Regions from separate parts of the Mus musculus genome. Here region 1 is linked to region 2. The links are chromatin loops, found by intact Hi-C in ENCODE. Cell type or tissue: heart. All regions are shown on one strand.

Evidence for each region. A loop is a pair of places that touch in the nucleus more often than their neighbours do. Peaks named below come from ENCODE experiments on the same cell type or tissue, not always from the same donor. Only the 100,000 strongest peaks of a DNase experiment are listed, where the experiment ranks them.
Region 1: a loop joins it to region 2, with 4 times the contacts of the local background. A loop is called at or near these places in 4 of 42 quality-filtered maps.

Annotation. Positions count from the first base shown.
Region 1 is chr5:86,187,452-86,195,451 of GRCm38, forward strand. The region is part of intron 1 of Gnrhr (gonadotropin releasing hormone receptor); the gene reads right to left. Among named protein-coding and RNA genes, the nearest start is that of Gnrhr, 6.4 kb to the right of the region's middle. In heart, CTCF peaks have their summits at 3,539 (motif pointing left) and 4,069 (motif pointing right); a DNase peak (open chromatin) is centred at 3,090.
Region 2 is chr5:86,060,748-86,068,747 of GRCm38, forward strand. Cenpc1 (centromere protein C1) reads right to left here and starts at 4,836. Exons shown (of 19, transcript NM_007683.4): 1 at 4,581-4,836; 2 at 1,257-1,300. The coding sequence starts at 4,598. In heart, no CTCF peak of the experiment used is centred here; DNase peaks (open chromatin) are centred at 4,904 and 5,974; H3K4me3 peaks cover 3,394 bases; H3K27ac peaks cover 2,172 bases.

The sequences.
Region 1 (8,000 bases), 130 kb after region 2:
ACTATCCACCTGGCTTCCAGCCCTCCCGCCTCAAACTGGTGGGGTTTCCTTGGTCTCTGTTGCTGTGAATCTTCCAGTTTCTGGCTTTCCCAGGCTTCTGTCTGCAGATCAAGGTCGTGGGATTGTCTAACCTCTGATCGGGTAAGCCTGTGGGAGGTACAGAGGTCCTTCTGCTCCACAGATAAGCACCAAGGGGAGCCAGGAATGTTAAACACATGGGGCTGTCCAAGTGGATAAACGTAGATAGCCTATTTCCACCCAGAAGGCGTGGAGTAGGTGTGGTTAATAGCCTGGCGCCTTTGTACTTTCTGTGTGGTTGGGACCAGAGTAAATCCTCCCTGAGACCCTTATCCTCAGCTTGCCAATTTATTAGAATGCATCCTTATGGAAGATGTCACATGTCAATCCGTAGAACCCATCTCTATGAAAAAGCTCACATATACATTCTGAGGACTTTCGATGGGATCATTCTGTACATGGGATCGAGTCAACATGAAAGGTGTAGCCCAGATTAAAGGTGTGTTCCTTAAACTTGGAGATTCAATCTTCTGGAATCCATAGCCACTATGGCTCAAGATCTCCAAACCAAGATCCAGATAAGGATCTCCAAGCCTCCAGATAAGGGTCACTGGTGAGCCTTCCAATTCTGGATTGTAGTTCATTCCAAATATAGTCAAGTTGACAACCAGAAATAGCCACTACAATCCACCCCTTGTCAACTTGACACAAATAATATCTCATGTTCACATGAAACAATAACAAGGTTGTGAATACGCCTAACATGATATAACTATCCCTCGTACAATCTCAAACGCATTTGTAAATTTACAATGGGGCCTTCATATTACTTTATAATCCTCGTTTCTGCAACTGGTTACGTGGCCTTAATTGGTATTTATAACTACCTTCCTCTACTACCCATTCTGTATTTCCTTCACCTTCAGCCAGCACCTCAGCAGGTCTTGGCTCTTTTCCTGGAGGATTGACCCATACCTTCATTCCTGATGGGTCTTCGTCCTTTGTCATCCTGCTTGGATTAGGCTGTTGTAGTTTCCCATTGACTTTAATCACAGGACATGGTAGTACTAAGAGACACCCTAAGGGATCTCCTACACTCCAGACATAATCTTGCTTACCACCATTGTGAAGAGGTAATCCAATTTCCCCATGGTAAATCACCAGAAACATTTTCGCCAAGTTCTGCTCTGTTTTTTTACTCTTCCAGTCGGGGATCAGACTCGTGAAGTTTGAATCAGCTAATGAGTTATACAGAACAGAGAGAGCTACTTTCTTCTCTCTGGTAGATCATTACTCTTCTGGCTGCGGTGGTCAAAAAGAGCCCCACATAAGCCGGTCTAAGAATCCTCTCTTAGAGTTCTAGATACATTTTATTGATTCTATTCCTCTGGACAATTCTAAGACAGCATTTATTCATCATCAATCCTATACCCAGAGATTTACTTTCAACATACGTCCATAAAACCATTACGTGGAAAGAATTGTGCAGGAGATCCTTCGCTGATGGCGCGTTATTGGGAACCAAGAAGTGTCAGAATAATCGACATGACCTTTTACAGAACAGTGGCTGAGTGAATGATGGGAGACTATACAGCAGTAAGAGTAGGTAAGAGCCTATTTGTGACTGTGTCTGTGTATTTATATGTTTATATTTATTTCAGTTCTGCACTAGAGGGCGGGTTGAAGCTTGGTTTCCAAATTCCTTCTTTTACCAAAAGAATCTAGTGCTTGCTGGAGTGGATGGACCAAAGCCTGAGGCAGACAAAATACAGTATGTTCTTCAGATGGCCTTGCAAGTGTCCAGAACTGTCTAGAGAAGACTTGGGTGTGAAGGAGAGACTAAAATCCAGCTGGAGAAATCCGAGACAGTTTAATAATCAAACAACAAGAAAGAAACTAATCAAAAGTAATGATAAAAAACAGGACTTGGTGGCACAGTCCTCCAATTCCAGCAAGCAGACCTCAGGATTCATATGTTCCAAGCCAGCCACAGCCACACAGCAAGACTCTGTTTAAAAACCAACAAACAAAAAGTAGTGATAAACTATCAAACAAAGCAAGAATCCATGAACCCACGTGGATGTAAATTATACAAAACAAAAATGGGCATAACTAAAAGCTTTTCTTTAATATAGGATGCTTATAAAGTAAAGGGAATAAATACAGTGGAGTTGTTTGCCAATCACTGTAATACCGGCTTCAGCAAAAATCATCAATAATTGGCAAAAAATAATCAGTGAAATTTTGAGAATAGGACATTGAGAAAATATCAAAGTATCACCTCCTAGACACTTACTCATCATAAAGAGTAAGACAACTTTATAATGGAGAAATAACCATGTAATTACCATCAGAGGACAAGTTGACATCATTTGTCTCCTTAGACAATGCATTGAGATGAAACCAACATTACATCTTCAGTGTGCTTACTTAAGCTATAGTATAGATAAACCTAAAGTGGGGAGCAATTTGCAAATGGCCCATTGTCTTCAAAAGTATCACTCTTATAAAACATGGAAGGAGACAGGAACAGTTCCAGGGAAAGGGACTTCGGTAATGGCATAGAAACCACCGTTTAGCCTTGTGTTTCCTTTTGTTAAAAAGATCAGAAATTGGGGAAGGTCTGGGAGGATTGGGGGAGGGGGAAACACGATCAAAATACATTATTTAAAAGTTATTTAAGTACAATTTTTTTTTTCAAGAGCAGGAAACCAATTAGGACGACAGATGAAATTTGAATTGGGCATATAGATTAGATGATAGTACCTTCTAGGGGCTAATTCCTCATTTTAATACCCCTGTTGTGGGGGTGTATGAGATCTCGTCGTCAACACTTGGTAAAGAAATACCATATCCCCAACTTTTAAACAACTCGCAACCATTGAAGAGCGGCGACAGCTGTGGTGGTTTGCATGAGAATGGCCCTCACAGGCGCTTCTATTTGCAACCCTACTCCCGGGTAGACTGTTTGCAAGGACGGAGGGATGCGGTCTTGCTGGAGGAAGTGCATTGTTGAGGGTGGACTATGAGGTTTCGAAAGCCCACTGCAGGCCTAGTCCTTCCCCAAATCTTTGCCTGCTGACTACAGACAAACTCTCAGCTCCTGTTCCAGAATGACGCCTACGCGCTTTCCACCGAGAAGATCATAGACCTGCTCTCGAAAACTGCAAGCAAGCCCCAGCCCAGCACTTCCTTTTTAAAGAGTTGCCTTGGTCACAGTGTCTTTTTACAGCAGTAGGACAGAATAGCACAGAAAATGTTAATACTTGGTGACATATAGGTTAAAGGTAGCCAAGAAATCGTCAAGCCCTTGCAACCTTGCTCTGAGTGTGAAATCCTCTTTTAAAATGATGTCTTTATTTTAAATTAAAAAAAAAAAAACCCAGCTTGAATACATTCATGAAAACGTTGTAAGTCATATTCGAAAATGAACTCCAGGGTTGGAGTGTTGGATACTTAACAGTGCTGAAGTTCCCAGCTTACAACTGCCCTAAGCTGTAGCTTCAGGGGATCTAGTGCCCTCTTGTGGCCTCCATGAGCATACCGCACACAAATAAAACCGAGTCCCAAAAAACAAAACAAAACAAAACAAAAATCAAAATTCTAGTAGACATGCATTCTTTTTTTTTTTTTTTTTGACCCATAAAGCACATTTTAAAAAATGTTTGTCATTTTCAAGCATCCTTTGGTAACATTGTGCAGATACAAAGAAGAGAAGAAACACATTAAAAAAATCTATAGCAAGTAAATTTGAACAAATGCTTTTGATATAATCAAATGGTGGCTAATATGCTATATTTTTTCCATTGAATAAGATATTTTAGTTTTCTTTGCAGTTCGTTCTGGATTTCTTTACTCTGGAAGGTTATGGGGTAGAAGTGGAGTGTGCTTTTTACAAAAAGGATTATGAAAAATGCTTTTTCTTTGTGGAATAGAGAAACAATTTGTATCTTATATTTGTACTTACAACATTGACATTTCAATTTCAGATCTTTTGTCAAGCGGACAATAAAGTTTAAATTAATCCACTAGAGGGCAGCAAAGGATCATACCATCATCCCCAAACCAGCAGCCCCAAAGGAGTCAGCTACTTTTATCCTAAGATCCAGGTTGATTTTCCCCTACGTTATAATCGGAGTTGATTGTTATCTCATAGGCCTTTTTGCCTTGGCTTGATTTAAGCCGCAGTTTTAAAGCAGATCAATATATATTTTTCTCTCTTATTCTTGTTTCTGTCAGTCTCTGTTTTACCACAATCAAGAACCCAAGGTTTCCCTTCCTCACAAGCAACTGAAGATACTTACTTCTTCTTGAATATGATATTTTGTCCACGTCTGGGAATGTAATAAGTGGATAATATGGATTTAATGTAATAATCATAATACATACAGACTAATTATTTTTACACTAGAAGTTCAGGAAGGTATATGGAGATTCAAATATTACCTGTAAATTTCATTTCTTTTAGCCTTGGTTTGATCTCCTCCACCCCCGCACTGTGTTCATTCCGGTGATTAACACAGAGACCCACTTCTCTCTCAGCGGTTCCTTTGTCCTTGGATCCTGTCTTCAGTTTCTGTTTATTTTTTTTTTCCCTTCTCCATGACTCACAGTCTTATCAGTGTTTGTTTCATTTTGCTATAATCCAGAACATTCTGTTTCTTGTTTTTGGAGGCAATTGAAGAGATGAATTTGTTCTTAGAATATGATCTTCTATCTGCAGTTTACCAAACCAACTACAGCTCACAGCTTAAATTTCCCTAAATGTGGGTTTAGTTTTTTAGTTTTTTTAGTGTTTTTTTTTTTTTTTAAACTTCAGTTTCTTCAGCTATATAGTAGAATTCATAATAGACTCTTTCTGGTGGCATTGTCATGACGATGGAGTTGTTTCCTGCAAAGCCCCTGGACTAGTGCTTATGAAGCTAACGCTAGCTGGAGCCCAATCATAGTTATTATGAACATTTGAGGCACACTTTTCTTTGTACCCATAAGTACATAGTCATACATCCATAAATACAAACTGTATACTTTTTCCCCTTATATACATTTGTAACTTTAAGTTTTCCTTCCTGTGGGCTAGACTTTGCCTACTGTGCTGGAGTGTAGTAATTAAATGCTCTGACTACAAGTGCTGTGGGCACCATTCACAGATCCCTGGCCCTTAGGATATCAAGTCTGGTGCCAGGCCTCACTGTGTGCTTATTGTCTACAGAGTGGACATTTAATGGGACAATAACCTGTGCAGAGCCCTGAGCTACATGGAATTCTATTTTTGGTTTGGCTTTGGATAGAGGTATTATCAATGGCGACCTTTAACCTCTTAAATTTCCGTCTCTCATGTGCTGAGACTACAGGTATGCCACCATGTCATGTTTGGGTTTCTTTAAGCAGAGAAATTAGAGTACAGGGAAGTGCCTGGGACAAACTGCAGGTACTAACAAAGAGGACGGTGTACGTGTGTCGAGGCTTGCAGAGGGTTTTCACAGCCAAACCCTAGATCTCTGGTTCTGAGTGCTAAGTCTTAACCAGAGTACGGACTATTTTAATCCTGACGCTTAATTAGCAATTTGTGGTTTGAAAGGTCAGTAAAGTTTTGATGTTATCCTGCGGGGGGTGGGGGTGGGGTGGGAAGAAGGACCAAGAAGTCTGTTGTGGGAGTTTGTCTCCTGGAAATGATAGGTTCACTACACCCATGATACCTTAACGACAGAGATGCATAAAAAAGGCCTGAAAATGATATCAATAGACACATTAATTTGGAAGGGGGAGAGCTCATAGCTCCCACTCTTAAACAAAGAACCACAGACAATTAACAACAGAGAGAAGGAGAATTAGTCTTTCTAAGGGGTGAGTCTCCTGTTTGTATCTAGTACCAAGTACAGGCTCATCCCTGAAATTGCACACACACAGACACACACACAGACACACACACACACACACACACACACACAGACACACACACACACAGACAGACACACACACAGCACTAAATGTATGTCTTCTTTATATATTTATTTCTATATCATATGGGTAAAGATTTCCATGCACATGCCAAAAGAATGTAATTTTTATGCTTATTTTTTAACTATGTCCAATAGTAATTGGATTCCTAGATGTGGATAGGTAAATAGCCATCTGAACAAATGGAGTAGTGTAATTTATACCTTGCCTATAGAATTAATTGTATTATATTAAAATTTCTACTCATCAGAATACCCTGGGCATCTCATCTAGTACTCATGGGCTCAATTTCTTCATGTGAAAACTAAGAACAATATACATAATTTATATCGTTGTTGGGAACATTCACGAAGTATTCCATATAAAGGCATTTAGCATAATTCTTCACATAATTTTGTCTTCAACTATTATTTATGATCTTATTATTGCAACTACTGAGCCTAGCACGCTAATATTGTTCCTTAAACAATGCTTGGTCTATTGCTCATGGGAGGTAAGTATTTATTGAATTTAAGCTGCTTGTCAAGTTTAGAAGTGCATTTTACTTAGTAAATTAGCTCATGTGTCAAGGCAAGTCTCTGCATATCATCTAACCATACTTCCTTACTCCAAAAACTAAGGAGTGTCCCATGTTTCCTGCCTACAGGCTTGTGTCAACTACAGGATTTAAACACTGTTTTGGTAATACTCCGCATGAACAAGGTAAGCCAGGAGCACGAACTCTTCCTGTAAATTCGTTGTGACTCTGCACATTGTGGTCTTAGATGACTCTCATTAAGGAATGTGACTTTTAATGGTGTGCAGCCGCACCCAAATTAGGAAATGTATGGTCATAAGAGCTCTTCCCGATGCTTGTCTGCTTAAGTATCTCATCCCGTCTCCCTCTTCTCCTTTTCCTCCTTTCTTCCCCTTCTAACTTACTTTCAGAAATGATAAGTTTAAGACTTGAGTTATCATATTCTGGCACAAGGAGATTTCAGTATGTAGTGTAGCTTTGTGATCAGGGTCACCTTGAGAAAGTTGACTACTTAGTAAGAGTGCAAGCTAAATTTTTGAAAGATGCAAGTAATTTTTCTATGTAATCATTGTCTTTAACTCTTTCCTAAAGGAAAAAAAAATCTTCATTTTCCAGTTTTTTTTCTTGCTAGCTTTAAAAACCTTGTTATGAAGAAAAAATAAGAGACAGAAATGAATACTAACTTAATCATTAAAATTAAAGAGTTATAGCGTGTTGTTTTACATAAACTATAACATTCTTAACATGGCTTATGCATTTACATATTTGTCTGTTTGGAGCCATCTAGCCATGGTAACCTTGTGTTTTCTCTCCTGTTGCCTCAGCCTCCGAGATGCTGGTATTAAAAGGACATATTATCACACCAGGCTTAAGTAACGTTTTCAAAGTTGCACACTGAAAGAGTATGGCTAGCAGGTACACAGCTCTGAGTCTGATCCCCATCATGACAAAAACCAGATTCGGTGTTACACACAGGAAACAGAGGCAGGGGGATCACAAGTTCAAGTTCATCTTCTGCTACCTAGCTAATCTGAGGCCATCCTGGACTATGCAAGACAACAGGTGAGGGGTTTCAGGTCCTGTTAGCAGAGTCATCCTACACTCATTTAGCCCTGTCATTGCTAGATGACTCAATGTTATTTTTTTGTCTCGTTCATCTCAGAACCTACATATATTTTGTTAAAATATTTTGTCTTAAAAAGTCACTTTAGATTGAAGTTATAATTGTTCTAATTCCCCCATCTAATTTTTATAAATATGGTGCATCAACTATTAAACTATCACATTGTGTCATATAGATACGCACAATTATTATTTGACAGTTAAAACAAACTTTAAATGTTACATTTATTCATTATACTGAACCCTTGAAAGCTAACTGCCTTTCTGCCTTCTAGATTAAAGTTATTTTTTTCATTCATTTATAGACCCAAATATTTTAGTGTTATATCTTTAAAAATTAATTAATTACATTTTATTCACCAGCGCTGAGGATTGGATTTAT
Region 2 (8,000 bases):
CAGTCTGGCGGTTCCTCAGAAAATTGGATAGTGTTACCGGAGGATCCTGCAATACCTCTCCTGGGCATATATCCAGAAGATGTTCCAACTGGTAATAAGGACACATGCTCCACTATGTTCATTGAAGCCTTATTTATAATAGCCAAAACCTGGAAAGAACCCAAATGTCCCTCAAAAGAGGCATGGATACAGAAAATGTGGTACATTTACACAATGAAGTACTACTCAGCTATTAAAAACAATGAACTTATGAAATTTCTAGGCAAATGGATGGACCTGGAGGGTGGTATCATCCTGAGTGAGGTAACCCAATCACAAAAGAACATGATATGTACTCACTGATAAGCGGATATTAACCCAGAAACTTAGGATACCCAAGATATAAGATACAATTTGCAAAACACATGAAACTCAAGAAGAACGAAGACCAAAGTATGGACACTTCGCCCCTTCTTAGAATTGGGAACAAAACACCCATGGAAGGAGTTACAGAGACAAAGTTTGGAGGTGAGACGAAAGGATGGACCATCTAGAGACTGCCGCACCCAGGGATCCATCCCATAATCAGCCTCCAAACGTAGACACCATTGCATACACCAGCAAGATTTTGCTGAAAGGACCCTGATATAGCTGTCTCTCATGAGGCTATGCCAGGGCCTGGCAAACACAGAAGTGGATGCTCACAGTCAGCTATTGGAAGAAACACAGGGCCCCCAATGGAGGAGCTAGAGAAAGTACCCAAGGAGCTAAAGGGGTCTGCAACCCTATAGGTGGAACAACAACATGAACTAACCAGTACCCTCAGAGCTCGTGTCTCTAGCTGCATATGTAGCAGAAGATGGCCTAGTCGGCCATCATTGGGAAAAGAGGCCCCTTGGTCTTGCAAACTTTATATGCCCCAGTACAGGGGAACACCAGGGCCAAGAAGTGGGAGTTGGGTGGGGGGGGAGGGTATGGGGAACTTTCGGGATAGCATTTGAAATGTAAATGAAGAAAATTCCTAATAAAAATTTGGAAAAAAAAATTCAGTGTTCAATGCTTCTTGTTCATGATTCTATGTAAGTATTTTTTCTTACTTCCACTAAGTTATTATACAACTTGTGTTAATATTTCTTTCTTATATAAAATAATTAAAAGACCAAACAATTAGTGGGCATAGAAATTAATCAGTCCAAGGTAACAACTTTTTTATCTTCAAATCCATTTTGTAAAGATGAAAATAAGTCACGTTAAAAGTTCAAGTATAAAAATGGTACCTGGAAGACCGGCAATATCTTCTGTGGTAGTTCTTTAGATGATCCTGAAAGAAAAGTTAACTATCAATTTTTTTAAAATATAATCAAATACAACTCATCTTCAAATAATTCCAGTACAATACATAATTAATAAGAGAACATATTTTCATGCACTCATTGGACAAGTGTCTATCAACTGTCCAGTATAATACTATAAAGCACCCTAGAAGCAGGCAAGATGACTAAGAAGGAGCTTGCCACCCACATTCCAAGCTTTAAGCCCTGGAAACTGAAAAGCTTCTGCAAGGCTAAAGACGCCATCAATAGGACAAAATGGCAGCCTATAGAATGGGAAAAGATCTTCACCAACACTATAGCTGACAAGAGGACTAATATCCAAAATATAAAAAGAACTTGAGAAATTAGACACCAACAAACCAAATCACCCAATTTAAAAATAAGGTACAGAGCTAAACAGAGAATTCTCAATCTCTTAATGGCCAAGAAGTGCTTAAGGAAATGTTCAATGTCGTTAATCATCATGGAAATGCAAATCAAAACGACTCTGAGATTCCATCTTACACCCATCGATGGCTAAAATAAAAAACTCAAGAAATAGCACACGAAGCCGGGTGTGGTGGTGCACGCCTTTAATCCCAGCACTCAGGAGGAAGAGGCAGATGGATTTCTGAGTTCGAGGCCAGCCTGGTCTACAAAGTGAGTTCCAGGACAGCCAGCGCTATACAGAGAAACCCTATCTCAAAAAAAAAAAAAAAAAAAAAAGAAAAAGAAAAAGAAAAAGAAAAAAGAAAAAAAAAGAAAGAAAAGAAAAGAAAAGAAAAAGAAAAGAAAAGAAATGAGAAATAGCATATGCTGGCGAGGATGTGGAAAAAGAAGAATTCCATTGCTGGTGGGCATGCAAAACTATTACAACCACTCTGGAAATCAATGTGTTAGTTTCTCAGAAAACTGAGAATAGTTCTACTCCAAGACCCAGCTATATATGCCACTCCTGGGCATATACCAAATGATGCCCCCATCATACCACAAGGACACTTGCTCAACTACATTCATAGCAGCTTTACTCATAATAGCCAGAAACTGGCAACAACCTCAATGTCCCTCAACTGAAGAATGGATAATGAAAATGTTGTACATCTACACAATGGAATACCACTCAGCTACTAAAAACAAAGACATAATGAAATTTACAGGAAAATGGATGGAACTAGAAAATATCTTAAGTGAGGTAACCTAGACCCAGAAAGACAAGCATGGTATGTACTCATAAATGAATATTAGCCATAAAGTACAAAATAAACATGCTACAATCCACAGACCAAAGAAACTAAGTAATAAAGAGTGCCCAAGGGAAGATGCATGACTCACTCAAAAGGGAAAATAATATAGAGATGGATGGAGGCAGGGAACTGGGTGGGAGAGGGGAGGAGAACAGAAATGGGGATTGGGTGTGGGAAGAGTGGAGGATGCATAGGGTTGGCTGGGAAAGTGAACAGAAACTGGTGGGGGGCATCTCTGGGGCTAGCTAGAGAACTGGGGTGGGGTGGGGCACACAACACTCCCTGGAGTCTATGGGGGTGACCCTAGCTGAAACTCCTAGCAGTAGGGTATATGGAAACTGAAGTGGCCACATCCTATCAGACAGGACCCCTAGTGGAATGATAAGGATACCAACCCATTCACAAAACCTGAAATTAGCCCTGCCTACATACACAAGATGTACAGAGATAAAGATAGAGCGATGGAGCAGAAATTGAGGAAACAGCTTACCAATGACTGGCCCAACTTGAGATCCACCCCATTCAAGAGAGCCAATCTCTGACACTATTATTAATACTCTGCTATGCTTGCCAATAGAACCTACTATAACTGTCTCCTGAGAAGCTTCATCCAGCAACAGATGGAAACAAACTCAGAGATCACAGTCAAATATCAGACAGAGCTCAGGGACTCTTGTCTAAGAGTAGAGGATAGAATGAATCAGGAGGTGCTACACACACTCCGAGAGGCCTGGAAGCACTCACAAGGCAAAGAGTTTCAAGGAATCCCAACCTCCTGGTATCTTGGCATTCTCATAACCCATATACTCATACCCTATCCCCACGTTAGTCTGGTGTATGGATCCATGTGTTCTCTTTTAGTATTATTTTATTATAAGTGCCTTTAAAGATTGAATTCTGACATAACTAAGCCTTCGCCAGTGTTCCGACATCCCAAAAAATCCTTGAAGCCGACAAACTTGGAATTCAGTAAGAAGGTTATCTATTCAGTAACATTCAAATTTACTTCTAATTCACACTGGCCTAGGGAATAGGTGGGTTTACCATGAAAGAGTTAGGGAATCCCCGAGACAGGTTTCTTCACTAGGTCCAAAAGAAACAACATAATCAGGCATTTACTAAGAACCCCTAGTGGTGGGCTTAACAATAAATAGACTAGCATTACACCAGGCTCCCTTCTTAGTGGCAGTGGCCTGGTCCCTGCCTTCTTTTGATGTATACATTCCTTATGTTTTGTGTCACTGTAACTCGGTGGATGTATCTCGCCTTGGTTCTTGTTATTCTTCTGTATAAAAAGTTCGATGCTCGACTAAACTGTCTTTTCATACATGTTAAGCATGCATAAACACACACACAACTACATGATAGAAACCATCAACGAAGGTTTTCTTTCAAAGATAAATTGAACTGCTGAGTTAGGGAGGAAATAGGGCATAGTAATCATACAAAACTTGGAATGAATATCAAGTGTGTCAAGAGACATAAAGTGGCAAGTCGTGGCCCACATCAAACATTCAAAGCTGGCACCTTTTAAAATATGATTGCCTTGTATAAAGCTTTATCATTAACAGGTGTCCCATAAATATTAGACTCTTCACATAAAATAGTATTTCGAAATTAATACTCGAGGTTTTCCAGACCATCAAGACTGGCTTGTACAATAGTCATGAGTATTTGGAAGACTGAAAAACGGGAAAAGGCTGAAATGTAGAAATGAAGGAATCTCTTCCGGGGGGGGGGGGGGGGAGCAGGCACGGATGGATGAGCTTACGACGTGAACCAGTAACAGTCCAGTTACTTCCACTACCAGTACACCAGCACACCTGATTTGTTACCTGTGCAGCTTTTAAGCCACCCCAGACAAGCCCCACCCCACCCAGACAGGCGGGACTAGGCACCCGCTACCCGATCCCTCCGCACCCCTCACAAGCCTCCGCACCCCTCACAAGCCTCACCCCACCCCACCCCGACAAGCCGGATATGCACCCGGTCCAGCACAGGGCGAGCGACGCATCGCGCAGGCCCGATCCAGACCCGCACTTACCAGATGGAACGAGGCCATGGTTCCGGCCCACTAGGTCAAACGGAGGCCTGAGAGGGAAACCCAAGCCGGCCAGGGTTCCAGGAGGGTTAGAGTAAGATTGCGGACGGAGGCGTCCCCAGAGCTGCGCGACCCGCACTTAACACTCAGCCGTAAATAAACAGCAGCCACCAAGAAAAATAAATGAATAAAAGTCAAACGAGCCACGCCTGCGCACAAGCCTAGCTTAGCCGGCCGTTAATTGGCGTTTTTTAAAGACTCCGGCTCTTGTTCCCGCCCATTCGCCTGTTACTCACCTATCAACCCGCCTTTCTCAGTTCGCCCCGCCCTCCTGCCCAGCGCGCCTTGCTCTTCCGCCCGCGTCTCAACCTCCCACTCATCGCCCCGCCTCTCACCCGTCGCCACGCCTTTCACCAGTCGCCACGCCTCTCACCCTTCGCCACTCCCCTCGCCGGTCGCCACGCCTCTCACCCTTCGCCACTCCCCTCGCCGGTCGACTTGTCCGGGCTTTGTGTGGACTCTCCTGTTCTACTTTCTTCAGACAGTTTGTTGCGTCTATGACTGCTCGTATTTAGAAAGCAGGTGTTGAGCACCACCTGTGCTCCTTGAGATAAATGTATAATACATCCCAGCAGTTCTACTACGGATTAATAGGTAATACTTAAAAAGGATTACAGGTAGAAATTGCTGGCGTTTTGAGCAGAGTACACTACGCAGATTCGTCAGCTGCAACCCGCCCATCTATACAGTATCTCTGAAAATAGTAATGCTATTCTTTTTTCAAGTATTTAAAAATTATTTATGAAGCAAAGGCATAAATTATATATGCATATCAGTAGAACGAACATAATGTTTTTAAGAGAAAGTGACTGCTTCTGTCTTATGCGAAAATTAAGGTAATGACCCCAATTGGAAAACAAGGAAAATACACCGATGTGTATTTTGTCCTGTCCACGTGACTCTAGGTCGCAGCCTGTAGCTGCTCTATTTCCTTAGGAGACAGAATGCCATAAATACATACATACATACATACATACATACATACAGAAGGAAGGAAAGAAAAGAGAGAGAGTCTGCAGGGATGGAGCGATGGCTCAGTGGTCAAGAGCGCTTGCTGCACTTTTAAAGGAGCAAAGTTCGATTCCCAGCACCCACAAAGCAACTCAACCGTTTGTAGCTCCAGTTCCAGGGGATCTGACACCTATTCCGGCCTCAGCTAGCAAAAAGCACGCACGTGATGTCCTCGCAGGCAAGCAGACAAAACAATCATACCTATAAAGTGAATAAATCTCTTTTTAGTGTAGATTATTTTAGAATGATGGGGCTCCATATGAGCTGAATGTGCTCATGATTGCAGCGACGCTTGCCCGGCTCGCCAGTCAGATCCGCCAGAGGGCAGCAGAGGTGCTGCAAACTTACTTATTTATCATATTCTCCAATGGGAAGCTACAGAGTCCAGGCAAACTGTACAACAGCTACGACTCGATAAATCTCCAAGAGGAGTCAGCCGACCCTGGCGGCTGAAACGGAGACTTTCTCCTGCGTTGAAAATCATTTTGAGACGGTTGTCCTCGGTTGCAACACGACACTTTGTGGGAATTTTGAACAAGACCTGTGACCAAAATGAAAGGGCAAGATGCTTGAGTTGCTCAACATGCAGACGCTGTTTGCTGAAAAAGCAGTTGAGAGTGAATCGACTCTAGAGAATCACATCAAAACGTTCAGAGTAAACATGGGGGTTTTTGCTTTGGTGCCTTTGGAACCAACAAGCATCAGGAAGCTGTTGCTGTCCAGGAGAATAAACAAAGTTGGCAATGAGGGTTTGAGTCTCTCAGCTGCTCAAGACACAGAGAGACCAGCCCTAATACACAGGGTGTGACCTCTCAGGTAGGTGATGGCATCCAGGATGACTTGCAAGTTGATCGCCTTCCACCTTCCTTCGAATTGTGCTGATGCTGCCCAACCTGGAATAGTTGAAAATATTCTGCCCCGCTCCCCACAGAGGATGAAGCTCGAGAAAGTCCAAGTGGAACTTCCAGAAAGGTATCATCAGAAGAAATACTGAGGATGATCAAACAGGACAGCCAGTGGGGCTTTTTGTCGTCAAAATGCTAACATCCCACAGGGAATGAGGAGAGGAGAGCAGAGCCCACCAGGCCGAACGCATCTGATTTCTAAGACCCTCATCAAGTTCACAGCCCAGAAAGGCATAAAGGGGAAAGTGTGCTGGGACCTGAAACTCTCACTCCACCCCTCAACCCCACCCCTGCACATCATGAAAACCAGCCTGGTGGAGCACTTTACCTGCCTAGCTTATAGCAACGGCCACACACAGAGCATAATCTCTGATTCTGTGAAGGCAACAATAACTGCGTGTGTGGTTACCCTTGCCTTGCGCATAAATGACTTCCAGATTTCCCTGATAGTGTTACAGGCAAAATGGCACACTATGTCCTAAATTTGGATCATCTGCAGATACTTGTTCATTCAAAATGACCCTAGAGGGTTTTCGGAGGGGAAACGAGGAAAGGGGTTATAACATTTGAAATGTAAATAAAGAAAATATCCAATAAATTTAAAAAAAAAATGACCCTAGGAAACCATAAATGATAAAATGCCAAACTTTATCTCACAGGTAGTACATAAAAATAAAAGCGTGTTAAAGAGAGAAAACACAAAGAAAAAAATGCCAGCAACCTTATGGGGCAGAAATTGTAGCTGGATTAGGGGAAATTTTATTATATTGAAAAATACGTTGAGAAGAGCAAAATGTAATCTCATTATGGGACACTTCTGGTGTTACAATAAAATTTCAATAATTCTATAGCCAATGAAGGAATTATTAAAAAGACTGTAATCAGTCATTCCTATTAAAGCCCATGCGCCATCCAGCATTTAACAGCTTAGACAATCTTGGAAGGAATGGTAAAACAGTGGCTCTGGGGCAGGTTTAGAGGACCAGGGTCAAAAAAAATCAACAACAACAACAACAAAAACAGTGCAATTAAAGCTACACTAAAACACTAAAGCAGTTCTGAGGCAAATCGAAAAATTAGGAACCTGATAATAATGTTGGCCTCTAAAGAACATAAAGGAAATGCAATCAGGAAGTCACCGGAGTTACAAAACTGCCACCTCACGGAAGGCTCCGTGAATGCTAGGCCACACCAAGGCTGACCACCTCATACCTAACACTAACTGATGCCCCCTGGCTAAGTTGTCAGCATCCATGAAGCTAGTGACCAGACACTGTACCCTCCCACCCTGTTACCATGGAAAAGTCAGACACCTATGACTCATCCCTGCCCTTTCTTTGGGAGGAAAAAAAGCAAAGGCAGCAGTAAGAAATGATTGTGCTTCTCTTCTGCCTGCTTCTACAGATAAGAGCCTCACTCTGGGAACAGGGGAAATGGCTGTGAAACA